2 separate regions of the Mus musculus genome follow, and region 2 is linked to region 1. Evidence: chromatin loops called from intact Hi-C (ENCODE). Cell type or tissue: heart. All regions are shown on one strand.

Region 1 (8,000 bases):
TCACTCTCTTCTCCCTGGGTGGCTTATGGTAAGAATTCTCACAGGATCAGGTAGCTGAGCCCAGGAAATGGAGTGGATTCCCAAGTAACATGATAGGGGATATTTTTTTGGTAGTTGACTAGTTTGTTGATATTTTGTTTTTGAGACGGAATCTCATGTAGGTTGAGGCTGGCCTTGAACTTGCCAAGCAGCTACGGAGACCTTGAACTCCCAGTCTTCCTGCTGCCACCTCCCAAGCAGTGGGATTACAGGCACAGTGCCTGTCTTCAGCCTGCCCTCAGCTCGTGTCCTCTGCCTTAGACTTGCCAGTGTGCGGGGTGAACCGTGGGCCTTTACTGTATTTGTTTTTGGCACGGTCTCAGCTGTTCTAGACTAGCCTTAGATTTTGCTTTACAGTTAAGGATGACCCTGAACTTCCAATTATTTTGAATCCACCTTTTTTTTTTTTTTTGCCCTAAGAGTGCAGGCATGCATCAGTATGAAATTTATGTGGTTTTGGCGATCAAGCTCAGAGCTCCATATGGGTTCAGGAAGTACTCTGACAACCGAGTCCCAGCCCCAGTCCTGGGAAGCTTTTGGTTTTGTTTTCAACTGTCCTCAAATTAGTAACTTGATTAGATAATCAGAATTGCTGTAGCTAGGGTGTGGGGGACACCGGGTCAATCACTGATTGTCTGACAGTGGCCAGTGCAGCCAAGGTGGCTTCGGAGTCTCTGCAGAGGAGTTTCTGTGGTGTCATCTCCTCAGGTCCCATGGGTCAGTCTGGAAAAGCTGTTCCAGGGTCAGCATTATCCATCATCTGGTGTCTGAGGCTGTATACCTCAGAGTAGGTGATTGACCCTGGAAAATCCTGGAAGGTACTGCAGGCTTTCTGATTGGCAAGTGCTTAGGAAACAGGTCAGACCTTGTGGGATGTCTTCCACAGGACTCACGTGGCTACATGCCAGCCATTGCAGCAGCCTAGGTAAGAATGAGGGTGGCTGCTAGCTACTGTGTGCCTTCTTCCAGAGTGCAGGAGCTCCTTGGCTACACCAGGGTGGGGAGGCTGTCTGTGGTAGCTGCACTAGGAGGCCCGAGGGCTCCAGGCAACCGCAGCAAGACTGGATTGGGTAGAGCATGAATAGATGTCTGGAATTGTCTTAGTGCTTGCTCAATGATGCCCTTGGTTATGGGCTGATCTCCCAAGACAGCCTTATCCTAGTGAGCAGCATAATCTTTCCTTCATGGGCTGTGTGGATCTGGGTCTTTAGATGGCTGGGCTAGCTTGTTCATGGCATAAGATCTGGCCATTCTCCCCCACAGGGTGGGCGCCATATCTAAAAGAAACTAGCAGGCCATGCATGAAGACGGTCCTGGACTTCCCTGTATACTGCTTTATTGCTCCTATGTCTACCCAGCTAGCACCAGCTGCTTGTAATGGTCTCCTGACTGACACTAAGGCCTGACCCCTGGCCTCACCTTGTGTGTGGAGAACCAGTCCCCACCATTCTTCCACTGAGGACTGAGGTCTCCCCTCTGTTCTCCTCAGCATCCTTCTCTGAGGAGGTACCTGAGATTTCTGGCTCACTCAGAACTAGATAGGGTGGATTGGCCAGGAGCTCTTCTCCTTATCCCCCCATTTCCAGGGCTCCATCTTTACTCCAGGATCCCAAGTCTTCAGCTAGCTCCAGGAGCAGCCCCTGACCAGCTACCCCTATTGCTCCCTCCTATCCTTACTGACCAGAGGCCCTGGGTCCAACCAGTCCACTGCAGACCACAGGATAAATTACATCTCAGAATGCTGGCCCTAGACAAAGGCCATGCATGGGAAGCAGGGTGCGGCTGCCTGGGCTGGACCATGGGATACGGGGCCCCAGGATGGTGTAAGAATACAGCAGCAGGTCAGAGGTACTGCATTCCTTCAGTGAGCAGAACTGTGTCTTCTCTGAGAGGCTGTGGCCATCCTGCCCATATGGTAGTATGTGAGATTCTCTGGGAGAGTCAATTCCATGGCAGCTGCATTTATTAGCTGCCTACTGTATCCCCGCCGTGGACCGGGGCCCTTGGGTGTTGGTGGGAAGAGGGAGGATACCCCATGAGCGGAGCTGCTGGCCCTCCACTGTGGTGGCTTTTCTGAGTGAGATCAGTCAGGAGGCACCAGACCGCACATGCACTTCTCCAGACTACCCGGAAGCTTGGCGTACAGTGTCAGCTCCTGTCGTAGTGAAGAGAGACCTTCTTAAAGGGACTATAAATCCATTGTTATTTTGCTAGGAGAGAGATTAATGTTCAACATAATTCATCTTTTCCAAGTTTTGTCTGAGCTGAGAAAATTTGTTACCATAGTGATTTTAAACATTGAGGAGGGGCATTTTAATGAGCTGGGAGAGATGGGCTGGCTGCCCTCCACCATAGATCATGATGGAGGAAGAGGACTCTCTCATGTGCCATGCGTCTCATCCTTTCAGTCAATGACACAGAGTCAGGGTGGGCACAGAGACTGGATAATGACCGCATGGTCCACCCTGAATGCAGACAGTGACCTCCCGGCTGCTGTAGGGTCCGCTCTGGTGTCCACGTCCTACAGGTACAGCGCCCAGCCACTGGCAGGGCTAACTGGGGCCTTCAATTGGGTAGGCACAGCAGTTCTCAGTGCCCATCAACACCAGTGAAGGTGGAGACCTCTGTTTTCCTTCACACCCCTGCCTAGTAGAGGGTGCAGTGTGGCACCCAGGGTGACAAGACAGTGCAGGCTCGCATGTCCCCTTCCAAGAAGCTTCCCGTCTGGAACTTGAAAGCAGGCTAAGCAGGTCCCCCAGTGGAGTCCTTTTTTCCCCAACTACCTCAAGTAGGTGCATGGCCATCATTACCAGCTATCAGAGCAGCCTGAAATTGTCACTCTGAGCCCAGGGGAGCTGGTGATGCCCAGCACACAAACAGGCCCCTGCACACCCAGCCTCTTTGGGCTCCTGACTTGGGCTAGGACACGTGGCTATCCCACATCAGAGTCTGAGGTCCCCTTGACCTTGATGAGAGGTCGTGACCCTATGGGATAGTTCTTCCACTGGCTTCCTATCCCACCATACCCTGTGCCACCCCTGGGATCTGCAGTTTCCCTGTCAGAAGCGACCACAGCCTCCATTAGCTCTCTCTGCCTGTGCCCTATATCAGAAACGGGAGGGAAGAGCAGTTAAGTCGTTATGTCCTGTTTGTGCCCCAACCCCCAGCCCCCAACCCCAGATCTAGGACATCTTGATTTTCCCCAGCATTGTACCTGCAGCCTGCAGTTCCAACAACAGAGGGCACCCTTGGATAGCTTTGCAAGGAAACTGTGACAAAGCCTGCTACAGCAGTGACTAGTGGCCTACTGGGCCAAGTGGCTGACCTTGTTCCAACTCTAAAGGAGAAAATGGAATAGCCAGACACTCCTGCCTCATCCCAGCCCGTAACTCAGACTCCCAGCATCTACAGAGGAAACAGTGTGGCTTGGTGGTACCTCACTACCTGGTGCTTCGTCAGTCTGTTTCTGCCAGTTCCTTGCTGGGTGTTACCCATTGAGGGATCTGAGAGGTGCCCTATCCATGGGTGGGGGAAGGAAGGAATATTTCTAGATCGCATTCCTTCACATTAAGTAACTGTGTGGCTTACATCCTATCAGACCCAGGCAGTTGGTGGCAAAACTTCAATCATAGGAGGATAGTTGACATTTCCATCAGGCTCCATGGGGAGGGGGCAGCCAAGGGCTCACTGAGCTCCAGCTGAGGGTGGGTTTAGGTGCTCTCAGGGCTAGGAGTGAGTTTAGGTACTCAAAAAAGGGGCTTCCTGTTTTGAAAGGCACAGGCTTTCCTGTTCAACATACTAGATATTTGTTTTTCTTAAAATTTTAAATTGGGAGTATTTTTAAAATTTGCTTCTGATTTTTCTTTGATGAGCTTATTGACAAGGAATCCTCAGACCATGTGAGTCAAGACGAGCTCAAGTCTGTCTCCCACTCCTCTCTCCTCCACTCCTCACATCCCTTGTGATCGACACTGGATGAGGCACACAGTATATTTAGCCTTTGATGCAGCTGGAGACTCAAAGGTCCCCCTTAAGCTGCTGAGTCCAGTGGGTCCCTAGTAGGACTCATAAGCAGATGCACAGAGGTGCAGCTCGCAGCCAAGGAGAGGGTGTTGTGGGGTCCTCACCGGAAGGGCCTTCCTAGAGAAACTTGTGTTTTGATTGTGCCTTGAACGGCCAGCTTGAACCCTGGTGGTGGAGGAGGCTGTAGAGGTTTGATCTTAGGGCGGATAAGCTGAAGAGGAGTGCCACCCACAGCAGAGTTTGCCAGATCAGTCTCAGCTTGCCATAGCTGGCCAGGGTCTGGGTTCTCCTATGGCCTTCTCATCCTGTCTTCTGTTCCAGAGTCTGGTTTTCCCGAGGACTTCTCCATCCTGACAACCGTGAAAGCCAAGAAAGGCAGCCAGGCCTTCCTAGTCTCCATTTACAATGAGCAGGGCATCCAGCAGTTGGGGCTGGAGCTGGGCCGCTCCCCTGTCTTCCTCTATGAGGACCACACAGGGAAGCCCGGGCCTGAAGAGTATCCGCTTTTCCCTGGCATCAACTTGTCCGATGGCAAGTAAGTATCCCACTGAGGTAGGGGATGGAGCTGCTGGCCAGATAGAGTGCGGCGGCAGCTAGCCCGATAGTAGATGGTTTATGATGCTCACCTGCAGGGTACCAGGTGGTGGGGCGCTGGACATGGAGTTCAAAGGCTTGGGCTTGTTTCTTCTCTTCTCTAAAACTCTAGGGGACCTTTGCTATTCCCTAGCCCTGCTGTCCTGTAAAATGCACCATGTGTGCCCTGTGCTGGCCCTAGATCAGAAGGGGCAGAGGACATGGCCTTGCTCACCTGTTCCCAAAGGGACTTCCTTTTTGGATTTGGACAGTCTCTGTGTGAGTGAGGGAAAACAAAGACCTATCTTCAGAATTCTGCTGGTGGCATCCCTGGGGACCACAGGCTATGGCTTCTGGGTTTTCTAGCAAGACTCTGTATCGAGCCATCACATCTAGCCCACAGTGGTCAGAGATAACATCCCATGTAAAGAGTTATAATGTGACTGTGACCACAGCCTCCGTATGACTTCTTTCAATGGCTGAACCCACGCTAAGTCCTCATGCTCACCTCTCCCAAGGAGCTCACGGGATTTGCATCTTAGAGATGAGAAATCTGGCTTTGAGGATCTGAGGGGACTGGAGAACAGTGGGATCTCCTGTAAGTTACATCTGTTCCCCAGAAGTACCTGTGTTACAAGCGCTCTTCCTAGAGTCTGGCCCCGTTCACTGTACGTACCAGGCCTACATTAGGATTTCTCAAAGCAGGGATCATGGAAGCCCAGAACATTCTCAGCTGCACTGAAAGAGGGAGGTTAAACAGAGATGACTCTCTGAACTAGGACAAGTGCTTTCTGGTTTATAAACATTAATGACGTGTTGCGTATGGATGCTATATTCAGAATGGGAAACGAAGCCTCCTGTTGCCTTTGAAAATTAGTTCTGAAGCCAGTGGATGTGATCCCTTTCTTGACTCTTAGAGATTCTCTAAGTGACAGTATGATTCTCGGGTGCTATTGTCCAGATGTGTGTCCAGAGTTGTCACACAGAGGCTTTGCGGTGCAAGGCCCTGGGGACTCTGCTGTGAAGCCACTCTGGCCTTCTGCAGTGTGCAACCTTTCCCCGCCTGAATGTTTGTTTCTTTGCAGGTGGCACCGAATTGCTCTCAGTGTCTACAAGAAAAATGTCACCTTGATCCTCGACTGTAAGAAGAAGATTACGAAGTTCCTCAGCCGCAGTGACCACCCCATAATAGACACCAATGGGATTGTCATGTTTGGCTCCCGGATTCTGGATGATGAAATATTTGAGGTAGGCAGGAGATGGGCAGTCCCCTATGCCACTTGGGATGTTTGTGGTCACGTGGTGGTTCTTCATGTAGAGATCTGTGGCTACTGTGGGAGACCCATCTCCTCGTTTAGGGGTCAGTTTGATTCTATTGCTTCCCAAGGATGCCACGACCTATGAGTGGAACGGCCTGACTGGCTACCATGTGGGTACCATGCAGGGGTGGCGGTGACTGCCTGTTTCTAAGCAACCCAGTAGTTGTCTCCTGGGTGCCACATTGGGATAGAGACAGGGCTTTGGCAAGCTTGCTCTGACTGGCACCTTCTTATGGGTAAGGGTTCTACTGAGGAGAGCCAGCTTCCTCTGAGTGGTACTTGCAGGGCAGAACTGGGCCACTCCTGGGATAACTGGGAGGGAACCAAATGACTCGGGGTGTGTGTGTGTGTGTGTGTGTGTGTGTGTGTGTTTGTGTGTGTTTGTGTGTGTTTGTGTGTGTGTTTGTGTGTGTGTGTGTGTGTGTGTGTGTGTGTTCAATGATCCAGCAGCTGAGCCTGCTTCTCTGGGAAATTCCCCAGAGACAAGAGCAGAAAACAGAGAAGGGGCTTGAGCCTGCATTTCAGTCTAGAGTCTTCTGGATTCCTGTTGGGCATAGAAGCATTTTGGGAACTGTCTTTGCTTCAGGAAGAAGGTTGAGAGCCCGTGCAGGTGTCTGGTGGCCCTGGAGGCCACCTGAAACCAGATGCACTGGAACAGGCATCTCTGAGGTCTGTGTCCCAAGCGCATCTGGAGCCTGAGACCATGGACTTGGGCTGGGACACTTGGCCTGGTTTCTTTTCTTTGACATACTTTGGACTTTGTGGGAAGTTTGGGAGCTGAGGGCCCCTGGCTGAAGAAGTTTGGTAATCACCCAGAGAATGGTCTCCGAGGGTGATCTTGGTTCTTAGATATCTCCCTCCAGGGGTTGGACAGGACAGAATGGGGGTCGTGCTCTCCTCAGTCTCTAAATACCATGTGAATGCTATTTCCTCCTTGTGCTGGCTCACCACCAGGTGCAGTTGCCACCTGTGTCTGATGAGGCCTGCTGATGCTCTCACCGCTGTGGTGGAGGTTCTGGGCCATGTCCTCCCAGTGACTCAGGCCCAGCAGGCTGGATGCCATGTCGAACCGACCTTAGTGCTCTGCTGGTACTTTGTGACTGATGTGGAATTGCAATGCTATACATGGATCTGTGGCAAAAGTGACATGTAGCTGAGTGTGCCAAGGAGTGAGTGCCTGATGGGTGTGAACCACACTCATTGTGGAGGTTGGGCCAAGGTCAGCTAGGGTGAGGTTGGGCTAGAATCTGCAGTCAATAGCTGAGGAGAGTCCAGAGCAGCCAGCTGCCTCATGTGGAAATGGGGTCAGTCTCCAGAAGGTGAGAGCGGTGGGTGAATGGGTCTGCTGGACTCATAGTCCAGGCCTTCTGCCAGGTGGGACAGGCACATGGGAACAGGCAGTACTGGATCCTGTAAGCTATGGGGCTGCCCTCTGGGCAAGCTTCTGACTAGATGTGCCCAGAAATCTGGGATGAACAGGGGTGTGGCTGAGTGTCCTCAGCTAGACAGGTACCTGCTGGGTCTTGTGGGAAGCTAGTGCTTACAGCTTGCCCAGGGGTCAAGTACTGCTTTTACGGATTACCTTGTGGGAGGATCTAGGTAAAAGCTAAGATGCTGGGAAGTGCCAGGGCTGCCCTGAAGAGTGGGCATAAGAGGGTACTAGAGGAGCCGGAGAGAGAACTCTTAGCCAGGAGAGCGAGGGTGGCCCCTGCTGTCCACTCTCTGGTGACCAAAATCTTAAAGGCAGGCATACAAGGACATCCCAGAGCTAAGCAAAACATCCGGTCTGACTGAATTTGCTGTGTACTAGCAGTGTCGGGCTGTGCTTGTCATTTCTACAGGCTGTGCCAACATGCCTTTTATCATCAAGTTTCTGGAAACGCTTTGCATTTTTAAAAAAAGCATCTGTGTATTTTTCTCTGTATGTATATGTGTGTTTATTTCTGTGTCTGTGTGTGCTTCTCTGTGTGTATGTGTCTCTATATGTGTGTGTTTCTCTGTGTGTGTGTGTGTGTGTGTGTGGTCTATGCACATGCATGTGCATGC
Region 2 (8,000 bases), 490 kb after region 1:
AAGTGTCCCTACCTGGATGACACCCCTGACCTTCTGAGGCTCTATTGCCCTCTCCCTCTGGGAAAACCCAACAACACAAATGCCAAGCAATGCCCGGCTTCAGACAACTCAGGATCACCTTCTGTGATCACAGCCCATCCCCCACCGGAGCCCACACATTTCTGTCTGTCCTTCCTCACATGCAGATAGATTTGACAGCCAGACATGTCTCCTCCCTATGTAATCCTACTCATGCGAGTCCCACACAAGACTTTCAATCAGGTTATCATTGCTTCAACTTGCACATGGAGAAACTGAGGCTGACATGAGGTCGTGGTCCCATCAGTGACTTGCCCAGAGTATGGAGTCCAAGGTGTCTATGTGATCAGACTCAGCATCACCAAAGGCATCCAAACAGCGTCACATGCACGGCCAGCACCAACCTTTGCCATCATCTGCAGAGTTGGCACACACCGATTCAGAGGGACCCAGATGCCCACTACCCAAGGAGGCCGAGTAGTCCAGGTCTTGGCCTTGAGTGCTCCTGGCATCTCAGACCTGCAGTACCAAAAACCTACCCTAAAAACCTGTGGCATCTGGACACAACATCCCCATTCTACCAACCTTGTGTTCCCTTTATTTTATAGGTAAGGGAGGCCTCTGCATCCAGCTGAGTGAAGCCCTGGGAAACGCCACATGACTGAGGTGGGTACAGGCAGCCTTCCTAATGCCACATGACTGAGGTGGGTACAGGCAGCCTTCCTAATGCTTAGTGCGTCAGTAGCTGCTGCTGTGTGGCCCAGAGGCAGCGCCTTCCCCTCGCTGGGCCCTCCCAGCACCTTCTCTAGAGGAGCAATGGAGAGGACCCCTTCCGAGCCCACTCAGCACGGTCTGTTCTGTTCAGCAAACCCAACATTTCTAGACCTCTCTGCGTTCATGCCCACACATCCAGAGAGACAGCACCAGAACCTCCCTGTGTTGCAAAAGGAACAAAGGCTGTTTCGTGAGCAAGAATATAAGTTGGCGCCAGCTATAGAATTCTCTGCTTAGTGACCCAGTTTCTCAAGGGGGAGGGGTAGGGGGTTCCGTGTCAAGTTGGAACAAATTAAAATACATTTGTCTTTCATTCGGAAGGAGTCCAGCACAGCAGGAGAGCCAGGCACGGCCTCATTCCAGCATGCCTAGTGCCAAGTCAATTTGCAAAGAGAAGTGTACACATGGCTTGGGGGCAGTGTGGTAGGCCCTTGGGGGTGGGGCTATGGCTCATCCCAAGGCCACTGGCAGTTTGCCATACTCTGTCCAATGTGATGCTGACCGGTGCTTGTGGGTGAAGCTCCCCACCACCCCAGAGTGCTTCTTCGGGGCTGATAGGGATGACAGCCTGCCCCGGTCAGCACACTGTATCAGAGTCCCAAGTGTCACCGATAATCATAGGAACAACAACAATATCACTTACATTTGTTGGCTGCTATGTGTGGGCACTGGGCCAAGCCCTGCCTGTGGACAGGTCACAGGCAGATAAGAACCCAGGGACACAGCAAGAACTGGGGATCAACTTCATCCAGTCTGTCAACAAACACTTCTCTTTTCCTTTAAAATCTTTTTCATACAGTCTATTTTGATGTTTTCCCTCTCTTAGCTCCTCCCAGATTCTATCCACCCATCTTTATATTCTCTCTCTCTCTCCCTCTCTCTCTCTCAAAACAAAGCAAAGCAAAACAAAAGCATAAAACAAAACCAAAATAAAACAAATGAAGTAAAAATGCCAAAATGAAACAAAATTAAAAAAAAAAAAATCCTGTGCACGGTCCTGCCCTGGAGTGTGGTTGATATACCCAGTAACACTCCACTGCGGAAAAACTGGTTTTCCCTTTTCCAGTAAGTATCAGTTGCAGACAGCTTCTTAATTAGGGCTGGGAGCCTGTGGTCACTGGCTCTCTCGGTGCTGGGACCCCATCTAGCTTGAACTTGTGTAAGCAGTCTCTGTGTGTCCTTGTGTGCAGTCTCTGTGTGTCCATATGTCCATCAGTCCTGTTGTGTCTGCAGGACAGTCCTGTGGAGTCATCAGCCACATCTGGTTGGCTCTTAGCATCTTTCTACCTCCTCTTTCACTTAGACCCCAGTTCTATGCACTGAAACCAGAGGAATTCTGGGCTCCAATAGACAAAGGGCAAAGCTGCTTCCCCCACCCTGGGTGACAGAAAACACAAGCTGTGCACAATGAGCTCTATAGCCAGAATGAGGCCACAGGGCGGGGCCCTGCCTGGTGAAGCACAGGTACCAGGAGAGGCCATCAGACAAGGATGAAACAAAAAAGGGACATGGGGTCCTGCAAACCCTCCAGATAGACCATGGCATGCCTTGAAGGCCAAGTCAGGTCTCAGAGTGCCTGAAGCCATGAGTTCCTAGGGCAGGATGGAGGGGCCAGGCACTTGATATTTGCTGAGTCCTCATACTGACTGTGTGGAGAGGGTTGGAGGGCCAAGATAGACTCGTGAGTGTGTGTGTGTGTGTGTGTGTGTGTTGTGTGTGTATGAGTGTCTGTATGTGTGTCTGCGTGTGTGTGCATCTGTGTATGTATGTATGTTTGTGTGTGTATGTCTATGTATGTGTCTGTTTGTGTGTCTGTGTCTGTGTTTCTGTGTGTATGTCTGTGTGTGTGTTTGTGTGTGTGTCTGTGTGTGTATATGTTTGTGTGTGCCTGTGTGTGCATGTGTGTATATGTGTGTATGTATGTGTGTTTGTGTGTGTGTGTCTGTGTATATGCATCTGTGTGTGTCTGTCTGTGTATATGTGTGTGTGTGTATGTGTGCATTTGTGTGTATGTCTGTGTCTATGTACTTGTGTCTGTGTATGTGTCTGTTTGTGAGTGTGTGTGCATATGCACATATATGCACATGTGTGATGTGTCTCTCAGTCTCTCTGTGTCACCCTTTCCCATCCCTCCCTCTCTTACTTAGTCAAGGCCCTCCTGACCTCTCCAGACCTGAGTCTTATGTCAGGAAAAGCTGTGAACAGCCACAGGGTGATGGAGACTCCTGCTCTAGGCCTGTCCTGTAGGTGTGCCCTCATCCTGGCCTACCCTGACCTGTCTCAGGAGGACCCCACTGCCTGCCTTACCCACATTGCTCCATCTACCCCTCCAAGCTGCAGGTTATCTCCTGCCTTTCCTGCACCCTTGAAATTCACATGTCCTTCCTGCCTTAAGATGGCAGACTCCATATGGAGACCCTTGTCCACCTCTCTGGCCCATCCACCTTCACTGAGCCCCTTCTGGCCTGGATCTCATGAGACTACTCTCAGCCCCATCAGAGCTGACCCTCAGGCTGCCCCTTGGCTGAGGGACCAGCCAAGTACAGTGAGACATGCAAGGTGACCGCCACACCTCCCAAACAGCCCCCAAATGGTACAACCCATAATGACCAGAAAGCTTTCCAACTAAGGTGGAACTTTACTACAGGACAGTGGAGAGGCCAGGACACCAGACCAGAGGCTGAAGAACCCACCAAAGGCACTCAGTGAATAGCACTGAACTGGACCTCTGTCTCCAGGTTGCAGGCCCCTGCTCTGTGCCCAGTGGTTGCCCAATACATATCCGTGCCCACCCCAAGCTGCAGCAGGAGAAGTACCCAGGCCCCACACAGGCTGAGGCCTGTGAAGCTCCTTATTCCTCTGACACGGACAGCACTGCAGTCCCAGAGCTCTGCAACCTGCCTCCCTAAGTCACCAGCCACCAGTCAATAACTAGCTAGACACCAGCTACTTGGCACTAACCATTATAGATAAGCTCACAGCACCCCCTGGTGGATGGCTGCAGGCTGACAAGCACTTTCTGTCCATCCTGGCACCACCCCTCCAGCCATCCTGGGGCCCAGAGGCAAAAAGGCATGAGGCTGAAAATGGAAACCTGGTGCTGTCCCTAAGGAAAAGTGAAAAGAAGAAAGACACCTGCCTAACAGACAGTCGGAAGCCTCCTGGCTGTGAGGGTCCCTGTCTCTAACATGGTGGAGCTCAAGACCCAGAGTTCACCTTTCACAAACTGTCTGTGTTTTTCTTTGTGCTAAGGCTTTTCTGGGGCAGCCAGTGCTACTTTGGAGAGATCCACACACTGGGCTCTTGTCTGAGCTTCCCTCCTCAGCTAGGCAGGACAGAGGACCAGCAGAGTCACTCTCCTGAAACTGCCCAGAGCTTCAGAGGCCTGAGAAGAGGTTGCAGTAGCCAAACTGATGAGCTAGAGGCAGCTGGGACTGACTTAGGCAGCCGAGAGTTGGATACAACCTGGGATGGGGGAGGAGGAGAAGGGAGGCAGGGACTCTAGAGGGAAGTGAATCCCTCCATCTTGGCGAGTTGGAGCCAGGAGCCAGGGTTGCAGTCCCAGGAGCAAGATCCGAGAGGAGATAGGAGTCTAGTCTCTCTAAGCTGGGGGAGGGGGGCAATGGCCAATGCAGGAACTCTGCAGAGCTCTGTGATTGTGGGGCCACTGAAGTTACCAGTTCACAAGGCCACAGGAAGGCACAGGATGTGCCAGGCTAGGCTGTGGGTATAACCTGGGGAGAGTCCAGCCAGGAGGAGGGAGCAGAGATGGTATGGAGCAGGAAGGGCAGAAGGAACAAGATGGAGCCTTGGTGTTAGGTCCACAGCCAAGGGACCAGGATATCACTTAGCAGAGCCATCTTTGTGACGTAACAGCAGCCTGAAGCACCTGGCCTGCCTCAGTTTTCCTCCAGGATCTTTGCCTGTTCAGAGCAGAACCCAGTGAGTGACAACAGCCTGGCTTTGGCCGGCAGCCTCAGAGGACAGGTGACCCTTGCAGTGACCCCCCCCCCCTGAAACAAGACTTCCACTTCTGGAGCAGAGGTCTGGGAACAAGTTCTGCCCCTGGTCATCAGGGACAGAGTTGAGACACACACCCCTTCTCTCACCACAGCATCAAGAGCTGCTCACAAGTAGGCTGTGGAGTGGGAAGCAGAATGTTCAGGAAGACAAGGTGTACCCCCAACCTACTGAACCCCAGGAGCACCCATGAGAACCACAGAGAGCCTCGCTGTCCTTGGGGAGACTCGACAACCAACTTTGCAGGGCAGATTGGAATGGTCTTTGCAAAGCTGATTCTCTAGGTGTGCCTGTCCTATAACACTATACCTAGCACTTCCAGAAAGCGAAAGGAGCCCAGAAAACTCATTCTACTAATGTAGTTCTGGAACCAGGGTATCTACAACACTGGCCAACGGGAAACTTATTATGTTGTTTGTTTGCAGTTGGTTTTTTTTTCCTTCTAACAGCTTGGAACCAAGCACAGACATCTAAACAACCATCTTTATTCCAACCAGCCTCCCTTCCCACATTCTGGAGTATATGACCAGTGGCTACCTCGGAACCTGGACACCTCCCTTCCTTTACCAGAGTCGGATAATGGAAGCCAGGGAACCTCAGTGGGTGCAGGTTTTAAGAAGCCATATCGGAACAAAGAACAGGGAGGGACAGAGAGAGAGAGAGAGAGAGAGAGAGAGAGAGAGAGAGAGAGATCCTGTGCTCATCCCAGAGCCTACCCTGCTAGGCTCCCAAGGGCTGGTGGGATGACTGACTGGTTGTTTTTAAGTATTTGAGAAATCAAAGGAAGCACGCTGCTGCCCCCTGCTGGTCATTCTCCTCCCTGTGCCCAGTGGCACCAGCATTCCTGCAAGGCCTGTTCCTGGAGCCTGCTGGGAAGGCCTGGATCCACTGGGACCAGGTTTACCAAAACGCCAGAAGTAGGACAAGGACCACAGTGAGGTGAGACAATGATCTCACGTACAGGGTGGGCACAGGAGAAGCTAAAGAGTCACCAGGATAAAAAAAAAAAAAAATAGGTAATACACCTGTTTACAAGTGAGACTCTCACTGGGCCTGGTAGTGCAGGCCTATAATCTCAGATACTCAAGGTGGGGCAGTTGGATCACAAATTTTGGTCCTGCTTGGACTACAGAAGGAGTTGAAAGCCAGCTTTGGGATTTTCTGTTTCAAATTAAAAAGTTAAACCTGAGCCTAGCTCAGTGGTAGAGTGTTCGCCTCTCATGAACAAGGCCCTGGGCTCAGCCCTAGAGCTGAGAAGGAAAAGCCAGCCTGGAGATAAAACTAAGCTGCAAGAGCACTTGCCAAGCATGCATAAAATGTACGGGCCTTAAGCTCCATCCCAGTACCACATATACAGCCGTAGCGGTGCAAGCCTGTAACCTCCACACTTGGGAAATAGAGGCAGAAGATCAGGAGTTCAAGGCGAACGCAGCTACACAGTGAGTTCAAGGCTAGCTTAGGCTGCTTGAGACCTTAGCTCCCTCTCTGCACAATTATCATGTCCATGGGAGGGCAAAGTGCTCATTAGAGACAGCCTCTAACCTTGCCCAGTACTCCCCCAGGCCTGGATGATACCCAGGACTATGTAGGAAAAGAAACCCAATTCCTAAAGGTTGTCCTTTGACCTCCACATACTTACTGTGGCACAGTCAAAAACAGACAGACAGACAGACAGGCGGACGGACAGACAGACACACTCAATAGATAGATAAATAAATAAGTAAATAAATAAATAAATGAAAGAAATGTCCACAGAGCTAGAACGAAAATAAAAGCTAGCCAGGTGGGGGCTGGAGAGATGTCTGAGCGGTTAAGAGAGCTTGCAGCCAAGCCTGACAACCTGAGTTCAATCCTCAGAACCCAACTAAAAGGGAGCCCCAACCCTCATGGTCTCATTGAGCTGTAGATTTCACCATGCACGTTGTCTTTCTTGGAAGTGGTCACTTGGGTTGAGGCTCTGTGACAGCTTGGATGAGAATGTCACCCACAGGCTCGTGTATCTGAGCACGTGGTCCTTGGTTAGTGGAGATGTTTGGGGGAAGTTATGAAACCTGCAGGATGTGCTCAGAGCCTTGCTGGGAGAAGCACATCACTGGGCACACGCTCTGAGGGTTTACAGCCTCAGCTCACTTGCGGGTCACTCTCTCTGCTTCCAGCGTGCTTCTGAGATCTCATTTCTCAGCTTCCTGCTTCTGCTGCCATGCCTCTCCTGTCGTCATAGACATCTAACCTGCTGGAACCAGAGGCCAAAATGAACTCTCCCTTAAGCTGTCTTTGCTCACGGTGCTTTATCACAGCAACAGAAAGGACACTAATTCAGGCCCTATGGGTCATTAGGAGTTAGATTTCCACGTGTCTGTATTAGACATAAGTCACTGGGTCAGGCACCATGGTGCCAAAGTCTAGTTAGTAAGGAATGGGGTTTCTGGTTTGTTTTCAGCCTGCCCCACACCCATTCTTCCACCCTATAAGCATCAGGGCCCTGCCGGTGAACTGTGAGGGGTTCACCAGGAGGGCTTTGAGTCTCGCCACTCAGAGTAACCCCTTTGGGCCCTGAGACACCCGTGGCAGAGTGTTTCTTCCCTAAAGATAGTATGAAGGGCTAGGAAGATAGCTCGGTCAGTAAAGGGCTAGTAAAGTGCTTGGAAGCTGGAGGACATGAGGTAGAATAAAAAGTCAGATGCTGTGACACACATCTGTGTCCCAGGCTGGGAGGACCAGAGACAGGGGAGGACCCGGCTCGCTGGCCAGCCTGGAAATGAGTTAGTAGCTAAAAGCGTTTGGTCTCACAGACACCCAGGGTCAGTCTCCAGGAACTATATAGTGGCTCGCACCATCTGGAACACTAATTCCAGAGCATCTGACACCTTCTGGCTTCCACAGGCATGGGGTATGCATGTGCCACATCTGTATATATTACACATACGCAGGCAAACACTCATAAACAAAATAAACAAACAAATAAATAAATAAAGCTAAATATTTAAGTTTAATAAGGTGGGTCCTGGCATAATGGCATTTGCCTTTAATCCCAACACCCGGGGGGAGATAGAAACAGCATATCTCTATGAGTTGGAGATTAGCCACGTCTATATAATGAGTTACAGGCTAGTAAGACCCTGACTCAAACTAAAGAAACATACAGTGGAGACTGATTAAGGATGACAACCAGTGTTGACCTCTAGCCT

What was found. Hi-C counts contacts between places; a loop is a spot of excess contacts. Peaks named below come from ENCODE experiments on the same cell type or tissue, not always from the same donor. Only the 100,000 strongest peaks of a DNase experiment are listed, where the experiment ranks them.
Region 2: a loop joins it to region 1, with 11 times the contacts of the local background. A loop is called at or near these places in 13 of 42 quality-filtered maps.

What each region holds. Positions count from the first base shown.
Region 1 is chr2:27,923,659-27,931,658 of GRCm38, forward strand. Col5a1 (collagen, type V, alpha 1) reads left to right here. Exons shown (of 66, transcript NM_015734.2): 3 at 4,384-4,597; 4 at 5,721-5,883. Among named protein-coding and RNA genes, the nearest start is that of Col5a1, 41 kb to the left of the region's middle. In heart, a CTCF peak has its summit at 3,281 (motif pointing right); a DNase peak (open chromatin) is centred at 3,303; H3K27ac peaks cover 1,305 bases.
Region 2 is chr2:28,414,490-28,422,489 of GRCm38, forward strand. No RefSeq gene overlaps it. Among named protein-coding and RNA genes, the nearest start is that of Gm13373, 14 kb to the left of the region's middle. In heart, CTCF peaks have their summits at 3,786 (motif pointing left) and 5,632 (motif pointing left); DNase peaks (open chromatin) are centred at 1,372, 3,782 and 5,622; H3K27me3 peaks cover 1,491 bases.